2 separate regions of the Homo sapiens genome follow, and region 2 is linked to region 1. Evidence: chromatin loops called from intact Hi-C (ENCODE). Cell type or tissue: Caco-2. All regions are shown on one strand. Links, peaks and the distances in the headings refer to the core of each region. The heading gives the core; the rest is flanking DNA.

What was found. Hi-C counts contacts between places; a loop is a spot of excess contacts. Peaks named below come from ENCODE experiments on the same cell type or tissue, not always from the same donor. Only the 100,000 strongest peaks of a DNase experiment are listed, where the experiment ranks them.
Region 2: it touches region 1 in a loop (5-fold over the local background); 1 of 110 quality-filtered maps calls a loop at or near these places.

What each region holds. Positions count from the first base shown.
Region 1 is chr2:158,128,333-158,134,782 of GRCh38, forward strand. It overlaps UPP2 (uridine phosphorylase 2), which reads left to right. Exons shown (of 7, transcript NM_173355.4): 7 at 6,416-6,450. Among named protein-coding and RNA genes, the nearest start is that of UPP2, 30 kb to the left of the region's middle. In Caco-2, for the core only: no CTCF peak of the experiment used is centred there; DNase peaks (open chromatin) are centred at 2,839 and 3,979.
Region 2 is chr2:158,228,628-158,235,077 of GRCh38, forward strand. The region is part of intron 10 of CCDC148 (coiled-coil domain containing 148); the gene reads right to left. All of the region lies in intron 4 of CCDC148-AS1 (CCDC148 antisense RNA 1), which reads left to right. Among named protein-coding and RNA genes, the nearest start is that of CCDC148-AS1, 65 kb to the left of the region's middle. In Caco-2, for the core only: no CTCF peak of the experiment used is centred there; no DNase peak of the experiment used is centred there.

The DNA.
Region 1 (6,450 bases), core at 987-4,986:
TTCCCAACAATGAAGGATATTGGACTCTGAGAACTGCATGAGGATCATTGATAAAGGTAAAAAGATACCACAAGGATTAAAGGTTATAATCAGTTTGGAGCTAGAGTATTTCTTAACCCTAAAATGGAGATAAATCCAGATTTTGAAAAATCTTTAGGCCAGGGTACAAGGAGACCAATTGCAGGGCTCTTCACCTTTACAAGAGAAAAACTTCATTCTGTATGTATTCTACATGACTGTAGCTCAGGGAGGTTAAATAACTTTCCCACCTTCTCAGAGCTGGGAAACAGGTGAGCTGGACTTTGAACCCAGCTTGGCTGACTCAGGCAGCTTTGCACCCTGCCTGCCATTTCTTGCCAGCAGCCTCCGTGTGGACACAACATGTTCATAGTCTCTGGACGGAAGAGCCAAAATGTGCACCACTAAAAGTCAATGCAGATTTTTCCATTTTAAGTGTGGTGAGCAGATAGTTGCACCACTGCCACAAGCAAACCCTAAGGGCTGAGCACATACCAATTGACTTAGTGATGGGATCAAATAAAACATTAAGCAGATACTTATTTTATAGTATGCAGAGCCCTCATTTTGCCAAGAAAATCAGTCATTGTAGCTGGAAAATCAGGTATAAATGGTATATAATTCACTTATTACTTTTACAGGGACAAGATTTTTACAAAGGTGTCTTTTTGCTTTTTCACATATTTTAATCAAGGTCAGTGTCTATAGTTTTGTTTGATTCATTTTAATTCCACCCTCCTAGCCTCTATTCTACTCTTCCCTTCCCACTGCCAACAACTCACACATTAGGGATCATTTAGCGCCATTGATTCCACCCTGTCTGTGGTTGTCATTATTTGTGGCCCTCCTCTCCCCTGCTATGACCCCAGGGAGGCTATCTGGATTCCCCTGGTGAGCCTCTCACCCCCACCTCCAGTAAGTACACAAGGCTCCATCGTCTACCTATCCTGTAGCATCTCTGGTTAACGGTCCCACATCTGGCAGAAGCTCAAGTCCTCGAGATTACATCTGGACCTCCTGGAGAAGACAGCAGGTTTTTGAACGAACCAAATCATGTGAGGCATGTAAGCTGAGGATGTGGACTTGCAAGAAGCCTTTGAGATCTAACCTGCTCCTTGCTCAGAGGATGAAATGAGGTCTAGAGAGTGTAATTGACCTGCCTGAGGAAACAGACTAAAACAGAGATGAATTAGAATAGACATCTCCTGTCTCCTGATCACCACTCTCTCCACTATTCCATAAGGTGCAAAAAAGTAATATATTCATCTATCGAAAGATGACCTGTACTGCCTCTATTTAAAAAAGCATTTGTGGCAGCTTTCAATGAAAGAGGAATGCATAATAATATAATTTAAACAGAGGTAAAAAAAAAAATAGGAGGCATTTATTTAAGGAAATAGATAGGAAGGTTTTTTTTTGTTTGTTTTTTTTTTGAGACAAGGTCTCTGTCTGTAACTCAGATTGGAACACAGTGGTATGACCACAGCTCACTGCAGCCTCCACCTCTTGGGCTAAAGCCATCTTCCCACCTCAGCCTCCAGAGTAGCTGGGACCACAGGTTCATACAACCACGAATTTGTGTGTGTATGGGTTTTTATTGTTGTGGTTGTTGTTGTTTTTGCAAAGTCGAGGTCTCACTTTGTTGCTCAGGCTGTCTTGAACTCCTAGGGTTCAAGCAATCCTCGTGCCTCACCCTCCCAAAATGCTGGAATTACAGGCATGAGCCACTGTGTCTGGCTAGAAGTTCTCAGTATTAAAGAGGCCACCCAGGAGTACAATACTTAATTTAAACACTTAGATTGAGCTCTGAGTTTCCTGGAAGCCAAGCTGTAAACAAAAACACTGCATTTGGGAGGCCGAGATGGGCAAATCACGAAGTCAGGAGATCGAGACCATCCTGGCTAACATGGTGAAACCTCGTCTCTACTACAAATACGAAAAAAACCAAAAATTAGCCGGTCATGGTGGTGGGCATCTGTAGTCCCAGCTACTCGGGAGGCTGAGGGAGGAGAATGGCGTGAACCCAGGAGGCAGAGCTTGCAGTGAGCTGAGATTGCACCACTGCACTCCAGCCTGGGTGACAGAGCAAGAATCCGTCTCAAAAAAAAAAACAAAAAAAAAAAACCACTGTGCATTATACAGCCACCATTAGCTAGTAAAAACATTTGCGGTTTGTCACAAAATCTTGATCCAAATGTTAAACTTAAATGAAATTATCAGCTATATTATAATGGGCAGTGTCGTTGATAGCACCTTTATAAAAGGTATGGGACAATTCTTCATAGGTATAATGAATTGGTTCTAATTCAGCATTGTTTGGGCACCCAAAGAACTGGGGTCCAGGTATGTATATTTGTGGTAATGATGATTCAAAGATAGAGTTTAAAGTCTTTGAAGCAGTCATTTTCAAATATTAATGTAAAAATAATTTAACTGGGAAGATGTTTTCATGCAGATTCACTGCGCTTTCCCAACACCCATCCCCAATTGTGATTTAGTATGTCTGGAATAAAGCCTAAGTATCTCTGATTCTGATGCAAGAGGCCAGTGGAGCACATTTTGAGAAACATGACTCTAGAAGAACAAATTGTTTCTATGTCTCTTACCATTGACCAGCCCCTTTGAATACAAATTTTCCCCACCTTGTTTTTAATAAGCAGCCAATAGCCTGAGATTAATGTTTCAGCGGAGATACAGGAAGTGCAAAGACTCTGGGTTGTTGATTAAAAAACATTTCCTGTGCTTTACATACCAGGCATATAGGGAGCAAAGGTAGTGTTTGCTTAATAAACTCAAACCCTTGAGGAGCAATGGGGGAGGGTATGAACATAACCAGGAAGAGGTAGAAGAAAGGCCAGGCTGGGAACTCCAAAGCTAATCTTTGCTGCTTTTCCTTTTTCCAAAGACCAGCCCTGTTTGACTTCTGCTGTGCAATGGGCATTTGTGCCCAGCCCTGCTATCTTTGCCCACTGTTCATGGGAAAACCTTGTTGAAAGTTCATTCTGAATCAGAGAGGTGGGGTTAAAGTGGTGGTCCATAGGGGTGCGTGGATTCCTAAGGATTCATGAGTGAATTTTCAGGGGCCCTGGGACCCCTGAAGTTATACACAAATATTTTGTGTGTATTGGCAGATGTGTATTTTTGTGTGAAAAGAGGTTCCAATTAGGACTTTCATCAGATTTTCAAAGCAGCCATAAATGTTCCCAAAGGGTTGACAATTACTGGGCAGTCCTAGTTCAGCTCAGGGTGCATCCAAGCTCCATGTTCAGGTCTGTGTGTTCCCAGAACATTCTAGCCTCAGGTCAGTTCACTGACAATCTCCTTGGTGGCAGCTGGGTCACTAAGTATCTCTTCCTCCCCAGCAGCCACCCTCCCTGCCTAATCTGAGGATTTTGCTAGCAAAGCTGTCAGGCTTAATTTCAGCAAATTGTTTTGGGTAATTAGTCCCTTTTAATTGCTCATGGAAATAGTAATTTTAAGTGACAAGATTATTATATGCTGCTCGCTAGTGGATTCTCCAGGGTCAAGAAAACACCACTGAGATTGCTATAACCTGTTCTTTTCTATCTTTGGCATTCCCCTTGAAATCCAGAAAAGACATTTAGTAAAGTCGGTTCCCACTCTGTAAAAAGTATAGAGCACTGGTTTCCTTTTATCCTTCTGCCAAAGTGAAGGATTAGAGAAGGACTTTCAACTTTTCTGTGCGACTGCCAGCCCATGTCAGGCTTCACAGATTTGCTGATCATTAACTTGAAAAGCTGTGGGAAGTTTCTAGCTCTTCCATTTGCTTGTTTACCTGTACAGCCAAGTTGCTTTACAACTGACTGAGTTTTGAATAAATAGGGTCCTAGGTGATGAAATATTTGCCGCAGCTCAAGTTGAATATTTTCATTGCTTTTCACGTCACTGAACAAGAGGGTCAGTCTGACCGATGGGTCAGTATAACCGATAGGGCAGGATTGCCTAATGGTTCACCATGTGCTAGCTCAGGGGAGGAGTGGATGGAAGGTAGAGAACTCTTCTCTCATCAGTTTAGGAAGCTAGGAGTTGATTGGCTCTGACCAGCTGTGTAATACTGGGCCATTTGGTTGATCATTCTAAGCCCTCATTTAATCATCTGTCGAAAGAGGACAAAAATAATCCTAGCTCAAGGAATAGCTGTAAAGGATTAAGTGATATCATAAATGCTTGGCATGTAGCAATAACTAAGTCAAACAAAAAAGATACATGGATTGGAGAAATGTGGAGAAACGCATGGAGAAAACATTTCTAAACTGATACATCTGATAAGAGGTAATACACAGAACATACAAGGAACTCAAACAACTCAATAGCAAGAAAACAAATTAAGAAATGGGCAAAGGATCTGAATAGGTTCTAAAAGAAGACATACAAAAGGCCAACAGATATATTAAAAAAAACACTCAACCTCACTAGTCATCAGGGAAATGCAAATTAAAACAATGGCGAGGTGTCGCTTCACACCTGCTAGAATGGCCATAATCAAAAAAGACGAAAGATAAAAAGTGTTGGCAGGATGTGGAGAAAAGAGAACCCTTGAATACTGTTGATGGGAATGTAAATTAGTACATCAATTATGAAAAACAGTATGGTGGTTCTTCAAAAAACTAAGAATTCCCATATAAGCTAGCAATCCCACCTCTGGTACATATCTGAAGGAACTGGTATCAGTGTGCTGTAAACAGACATCTGCTCTCCCAAGTTTGTTGCAGCATTATTCACAACAGCCAAGATATGGAATCAACCAAGTGTCCATCAACAGATGAATAGACTTTTAAAATGTGGTATATATACACAATGAAATACTACTTAGCCTTTAAAAAGAAGGAAATTCTCTCATTTGCAACAACATGGATGAATTTGGAGGCCATTTTGTTAAGTGAAATAAGCCAGGCACAGATAGACAAATACTGTATGATTTTACTTATATGTGGAATCTAGAAAAATCAAACTCATGGAAGTAGAGAGTAGAATGGTGGTTACCAGAGTATAGGGGAGCAGGATGGGGAACGGAGAGAAACTGGTCGAAGGGTGCAAAATTTCAGTTACAAGGAGGATTAAGCTCGAGAGATCTATTGCATAGCATAGTGATGAGAGTTTGTAATAACGTATAGTGAAAAATCTTTAAGAGAGTAGATTTTAATTGTTTTCACCATAAAAATGCAAGTATAAGAGATGATAGATATGTGAATTAGGCTAATTTAATCATTTCACAATGTATACATATATCAAAACATCACATTGTACCTCATAATTATATATAATTACTATTTGTCATTTAAAAATAAAGATAGCATGTACTATTATAATTACAGTATACTACTTCTTCCCAAATCTAGATCTTACAAAGAAGTCTGGAGTAGCAGAGAGGTCAAAGAAATAAACACTACCCTCATGCCCAACTCTCTCCATGCCTTCCAAGTTTGTTAATACAGACACATCCAATCCAATCACATATGTACTGAAATCCTTTTTTAAATGATGCAGATTCAGATGGAGATTATTACACCGTTAGCAATTCAAAGTGGCTAACACTGATTTCAATGTGGGTAACCACATTCCTTGAAATCAAAGATTTGATATGAAACTGACAATAAAGAATTCATATGGAACTCAATTTTTCTTGCTGATGAAACCAAAGACATTGCCCTTGTGACAACTTTTCAAAAATAAGAGTTTCATTTTTTAAAAAAGACTTTTGTTTTTTTTCCTCCAGTTTCCTATAAGATTTCATTCTCATTCTTTAGAAATCAAATGCTAATACATTTCCTCTTTCATGGTGCTGCTTCTTACATTTAAGCATTTCATATCATGTTTTTTCCTCTCAAATTTCATGAGAGCCAGTACTCACGTTTATTGGTATTTCCTGAGGTCAGCGTTCTATATCTCTTCTGTATTTACTTTTTTCTTCAGCAAGGGCTGCAATGCAGCAGGCAAACTCAACCATTGCACCAAGGAGAAAAATGTCACCTTGGGAATTACGGCTAGTTCTCCAGTTATATCCTCCCGTAAAAGACCCTCCTCTAAGAACTGGAAATAGGATAGAAAGCAGGAGATGGCATATCTCAGATTGCAAAGCTTTCTCCTTTATCTTGAACATGATGCTTTCCTGAGCCTTAATCTAGTCAATTGTGGAGGAAAAGAGGAAGGAGGAGTGTTCACAACAATTTTAGTTAACTTATTTAAATGAAGTGTTTGGTGGGATTCCACAAAAATATTGAAGACCAGAAGGTTCAGTAGGTTGCATCTACATTACAACAACAACAACAAAAATACACAAAAGTACATGTGCTAGGGATGCTGGTGTGTTTGGCTAATGCTTCTATAGAAAAGATGAACCCATTCATTCCATCAGTTGTGCTAATTGCTCTTCTAGCTGCTGTGGTCTGTGTGACACTTCTCGACAGACTC
Region 2 (6,450 bases), core at 1,572-5,571, 100 kb after region 1:
ATAAAAAATGATGAGTTCATGTCCTTTGTAGGGACATGGATGAAGCTAGAAACCATCATTCTCAGCAATCTATCGCAAGGACAAAAAACCAAACACCACATGTTCTCACTCATAGGTGGGAATTGAACAATGAGAACACATGGACACAGAAAGGGGAACATCACACACCCGGGCCTGTTGTGGGGTTGGGGGGAGGGGGGAGGGATAGTATTTGGAGATATACCTAATGTTAAATGATGAGTTACTGGGTGCAGCACACCAACATGGCACATGTATACATATGTAACTAACCTGCACGTTGTGCACATGTACCATAAAACTTAAAGTATAATAACAAAACAAAAAAAAAAAGAAAATGAAAGAAAAAAAAAGAATTCAGATACTTCAGTCACAGCCTTCTCAAATACAGGCAACTTCAGCCTGTCTGAATGCCCTTCCAACCTTCCTAATCAACTTCACCATCTGTCTGACTGCCCTTCCAACCTGTAATTCTCATAATTCTATGACTTCCTCCATTCTAGGGAACTTCCTCTTCCTCCAGAATTCTATTATCATTGAAAACAGTTCCAACTGTGTAATCTTGAATCAGCAATAGACTCTGTGACCAGAACCTGCCCTACCCACTTCCAATCATCCTCTGGGCTCCACTTATATAATGTTATTTCCCTAGTGCAGCTCTCATCACAAGGCTTTGCTAATTAATATACTTTTCTTCTGTCCCACTAGGCTGCAACAATTGTGAGATATTCAGCTAAAGTGTCTAAAACATAGCATGTACTTAATAACCATTTGATTGATGACATAATTGTAGGAACTAGTACTAAATTTATGGTTTCAATTGAATCTTCAATGACAATAAGCATTCCATTTATGAATTCCTGGACAATGCCTCTCAGTTTCTCATAGTGATATTCTAAAACCTGTTCACTATGTTCAGCTCCATACCTGCTGCTATTTCCTCACTTTCATCAGAGCAAACAGAAGCTCTACAAGATATCTTTCTCATTGTTCAGCCCATCAGAAGAAGAGGTATTTTTCCTCCTGTTCAAGACTAATGCCTCACCTGGGCTGCAGATCCCATTCCCAATTCCACCTTCTTCGTAGCCTCCCTCCTCATCTGTCCCCTCCTCTCCCCTGTACCTTCAGCTTCTTGCTCTTTGCTGCTTCCTTCTCACATGGAATTAAACATAATTTTATCCCATTGCAATAATTTAGAAATTCTTTAGAACCCAAAGATTGTAGCATCATACCTTTCATTGTTCCTCTTTGGCCAGGCATCTTAGCAACTCGCTTTTTCCCATGTGCACATCTTCTATTTCACTCCTCACCTATGGTATTCCTACCTCTGTACTCCACTCCGAAGTCACTGCTCTCACTAGTGAGTTCCACAGGATCGGATCAAATATCCTTTCCAATCATGATTTTACTTGATGTCTCTGTGTATTTGATTCTATTAACCCTTACCTATAGTATTAAACCATTATTGACTTTGGGACTTTGACATTCATTTGTTCAACAAGTATTTATTGAGCACATGATAACTGGTACTTAAAAAAAATAAAGCCTCTGTCTTGTGGAACTGAGACTTTCTAGAAAGGGAGACAGATAGTAAATGAATGAATGAATGGAATATCACATGCTGTATTAACCTCTAAGAAGGGGATACGTAGAGTGATGGTTTAGAAAAATTTGAGTAGAATTAGTAGAAGGTATCTTTTAAATGTCTTAAATAGGACATCTGGATGACATGACATTTGTTTGAAAACCTGGTAGATGAGCGTGAAACACCCACGGGAAGAGATGGAGGGGAGTACATTGGGAAGAGGGTGCAACAGCATTGGATGGGGAAGACCTCGCATATGTTGAGAACTGGGAATAGGCCAGGGAGCTGGAGCAGGTGGCATAGGTTAAGACTAGAAGCGAGATTGGAGAGCTGCATGGGGTTAGATGATTTGGCCAGGATTTAATTCTAGAAACAAGGAAAAGCCATTGAAGAGACTAAAGCAAATAGTAGCATGATCTGACTTACATTTCTTACATTTTAAAAAGAGAGCTCTCGATATGAAGTGGAGCACGGGTAGTAGAGAAGCTAAGGAACAACAGGGAGACCAGTTAGAAGGAAAAGGCAGCGCTCGTCCCTGGACTCAGGAGATGGATTCAAGTGTTCAGATCTGAGATGTGCTTTTGAGTAGAATCAGAGGGCTCATTGAAAGATTCCAAGAGGGCTCATTGAGAGATTCCATGTGAAGATTGCAGGAAAGACTAATCAAGGACAATTCCTAGGTTTTTGCTTGAACAGCTGGTTGAAAGGTGATACTAGTAACTGAGATAGAAGATTGGGAGAATAACAAGCTTGGAAAAGGAAGAAAATTGGGAGCTCAGTTTTGAACACATAACACTTGACAAGCCCATAAGACCTCTAAGTTGGAGGGGCCAGACGAACATCTGAAGGCACAGATGGGTGGCTTAGGGGAGAACTCAGTGCTGGAGACCTAAATTAAGGAGATAGCCACATAAACAGTATTTGACACCAGAGGACTGGATGAGGTCTCCAGGATGAGGATGTGAACAGGAAAGAGAATGTGGTTATGCACTCTCATGCTTATTTGCTTTTCTGCACAGCTTTCTCTACTAGAATGACTTAATTTCCCTCTTCCACCTGTCAAACTTACTTTATCTTTAAGATGAGAACAAATGCCACCTCCTCAAATCTTCTCCTGAGCCTTCTAGAAAAACAGTAGCTCCATCCATGGCACACCAATAGCTTATAGTTTATGACCCTCCTTTCTTTGACTACCTGCATTCCTGGACTTCTTTCATGAGGTTCTGCCCCTGGATCTTTACCAATATATTTGGGCATTTAGTACATGCCTGGAAAGTTCTGCCTTGCCTTATTGCTTGGTAAATCCTTCCTATCCATCCTTTAAAGACTCAGTTTTAGCATTGCCTTCTCAGCCTTTCTCCCTCTCCCTCTCCTCCAGATACAGCTAGGTGTACCTTCTAAGGCATTATTTGTGTATTCTTAACACAGCATTTCCCATATTAATCTGCATTGTTTATCTTTGTATCCTTAGTACATTGTGTCATGTCTAACACATAAGAGGGTATCATTGATCACTCTTAGGTGACTGGAAGTTTCTTCTGGTCTCTGGTCCAAGAATAACAAAGTTGTACATGGGAACCGGGCCAACAGTTTTCTTTTCAGGATGGTAAAGGCCAAACTAAGTACCTCCCTAAGGACAGTTCCATTCACTGTTCATCCATTAATTCATCCTACAATTTATGTATCAAGAATTATTAGCTTTGCAAGCCTCAAACTGAAGTCAAGACTAAGGGTATTTAACTAGTCCTTTGGGACATTTGTTGAGACAGAGATTTTAAATGCACTGATTGTTAGACTTTTTGAAGGATTCTTATAATGTTCCAATGATAGAAGAATCAGAAAGTCAGCATATGATAAGAGTTGAATTTATAGCTTGTCTCTTTACTTCCACATGAGGTTTACAGAAAAACAAAAGAAGCACTCATTATCCCCTATCTCCTCTTACTATTATACTTCTGATTTGTATTGAATGCAAGAGGTTTATTTTCACAGTCCCACATTTTGTTCATTTTAATAAAGTTAAACCAGTAAAAGTATAATAAATACTGTAGAAATAAAAACTGTAGAAACTATTCACCATATAGATTTTGGAGCCAAAATAATGTCATGCTATTTTTCAGTCTAAGATCATTTTTATATCCTACCTTACTTTTGTAATCTTTCAGATTTTTTCCTATTAAAAACTACACTTGTAAACAGAACATTTATAATATTAGAGTATCTCAAAGTTTAACTTAAAAAAAAACTTGGACCAATATTATACAACCATTAAATTCAACATGAAATAAGAATTTCTTATTTACACATAGGAAGCAGAAAGTTAGGACAAAAGGATTAGAGTAGCAAATAGTTTGTCTCTTATTTCACGCTTGTGTGATGTTGAATCTTTGAACAAATAGACTTCTGTACATTGTTGTCAGGTCATTATCTCTGACCTGTGACTCAGTCAGAAGGAAGTCATAACACTTAACCAGACTCATAAAAGATATGAAGTTCAAAGCATCCAGTTCCAGTCCCCATAAGCCATTAAGATAAAGCACATTTTTATTCCATTTTCTAGATTCTAATTAGATAGTTCCTTGCATCCTATTTTTAAGGTAGAGAGTAGAATGGTGGTTATTAGAGGCTGGGAAGGGTAAGGGGCAGGGGATGAAGAGAAGTTGTTTCATGCATATAAAACTACAGTTAAGTAGAAGGAATAAATTCTAGTGTTCAATAGCACCAGTAGGATGACTATAGTTAATCACAATTCATTGTATCTTTCAAAATAGCTAGAAGAGAATATTCGGAATGTTTCCAACATAAAGAAATGATACATGTTTGAGGTAATGGATATCCCAATTACTCTGACTTGATTATTACATGTTTTATGCTTGTATCAAATATCCCAGGTACCCCAGAAATTTGTACAATCACTATGTATCAATTATTTAAAAAGATCCCCTTTCTACTTTTGGCCTGGAATATGCAACTCCACACAAAAAGTATGTTTTACATATACATAGCATTGTTATATGTAAAAACATAACAGGATGTCTTAATAGAAAAGCATTCTTTTTTTACTATAATTTTTCCCATGTACTTCATTTAGATCAATGATGGTTCCTGTACCCCCTAAAATCACCACCAATTGAAGTATGACTCCTCTTTCTATATGATCAATTTTACAATTATCTATATTTTGCCACATAGTTTTTACAACTTTGTGTGAACTTCTGAATGGTAAGGAGCATGCCTTATACTATCATGTTTATTTGTATCTAGTATTGCACCTTTCAGATGAGAGATACAAGGTATACATTTGCTAAACTGATCCAATGAAAAAGAATATAGAAAGATAGCATTGCCCAAAATACTTTTCTTATATCAGCTCATATGAATCCAAAAACATCTGGATAGGCAACTTTTCAAACAGTGAGCCAGTTCATTTAGCCAGTTCATGCAGGGGTTTGGAGGTGCATTTAATCCCAACAGAGAATGGGGACCTGGTACATCTCTAGGTCAAACTGCTCATGGAAGCCAGATTAAAGGTATTCTATACTTAGTCATTCCTACTCTCAAAACCTTTCAGCCAACATTACCTCTTCTGTAGTTTGATGGTATAGAGATCTCCGTGTGCTTCAACCTGGGACTGGCTTAAGTTTCTGAATAAAAAATTGGCTTCAGGTTGGGTGCAGTGGCTCAAGCCTGTAATCTCAGCACTTTGGGAGGCCGAGGTGGGTGGAGCACGAGGTCAAGAGACAGAGACCATCCTGGCCAACATGGTGAAACCCTGTCTCTACTAAAAATACAAAACTTAGCTGGGCATGGTGGTGTGTGCCTAATATCCCAGATACTTGGGAGGCTGAGGCAGGAGAATCACTTGAACCTGGGAGACAGAGGTTGTAGCGGGCCGAGATTATGCCATTGCACTACAGCCTGGGCAACAGAGCGAGACTCCATCTCAAAAAAAAAAAATTGACTTCAAAAGAATTACCATCCAGGGCATTTATTATGCAAAGATGGAAAAACTCTCTACATGAGTAAGAAAACAGAGTTAATCCTTCGTTTTCAAAATAGAAAGTCAATTTGGCAACCATCCTGCCTGGTTATTTGAACTTAATGGATCTCCTTTCAGTCTGCAATTAAAACTGTTTGCGTTTCAGCTACTTATCAGTGCCTTAAACTTGAACATTTTAGCAACCAATCTCCAAGGTGATAAACAAGCTCATTTACCTCTGGTAGGAGGGTAAATTGTCATACTTTTTCTGAAGAATAAATTTTTAAAAATAAAAATAAGAAAATAACTAGTAAAAATCTTAAGAATTAAGAAATAAACTTTTAAGAATTAACAGGCAGGAATCTATGCAAAGATTTATAGGCAGAAATGTTCATCACAACCTTAAAAGGGTGAAAAATTGGAAACAATGTAATGATCCCAAGTTGCAAGATTTGCAAAATGCACTATTCTGATGTAACACTATGCAACCACTAAAAATTATGCGGCAGGAGAAAAAGGGGAAAATATGCAAAATGTTGGTCAATAAGAAAAAAATCTTGTTAAAAATAACATATATAGTGTGATTCTAGTTAAATTAAAGTTCTTGGATATGTAGAAAAAAGAGTGTAAAGACACTGTTAATTTTCTTTTGGCAGTGGTTTAGGATTTTGGGTGATTTTTATTGTATTTTGTATGCTTGCTTGCATTTTCCAAATTATCTACAATGGACATAAAATACTTTATAATTACACAATGGGGCCTTCCAGAGGGTGGAGGGTGGAGGAAAGAAAGGATGAGGAAAATAACTAATGGGTACTAGGCTTAATACCTGGGTGATACAATAATCTGTACAACAAACACCCATGAA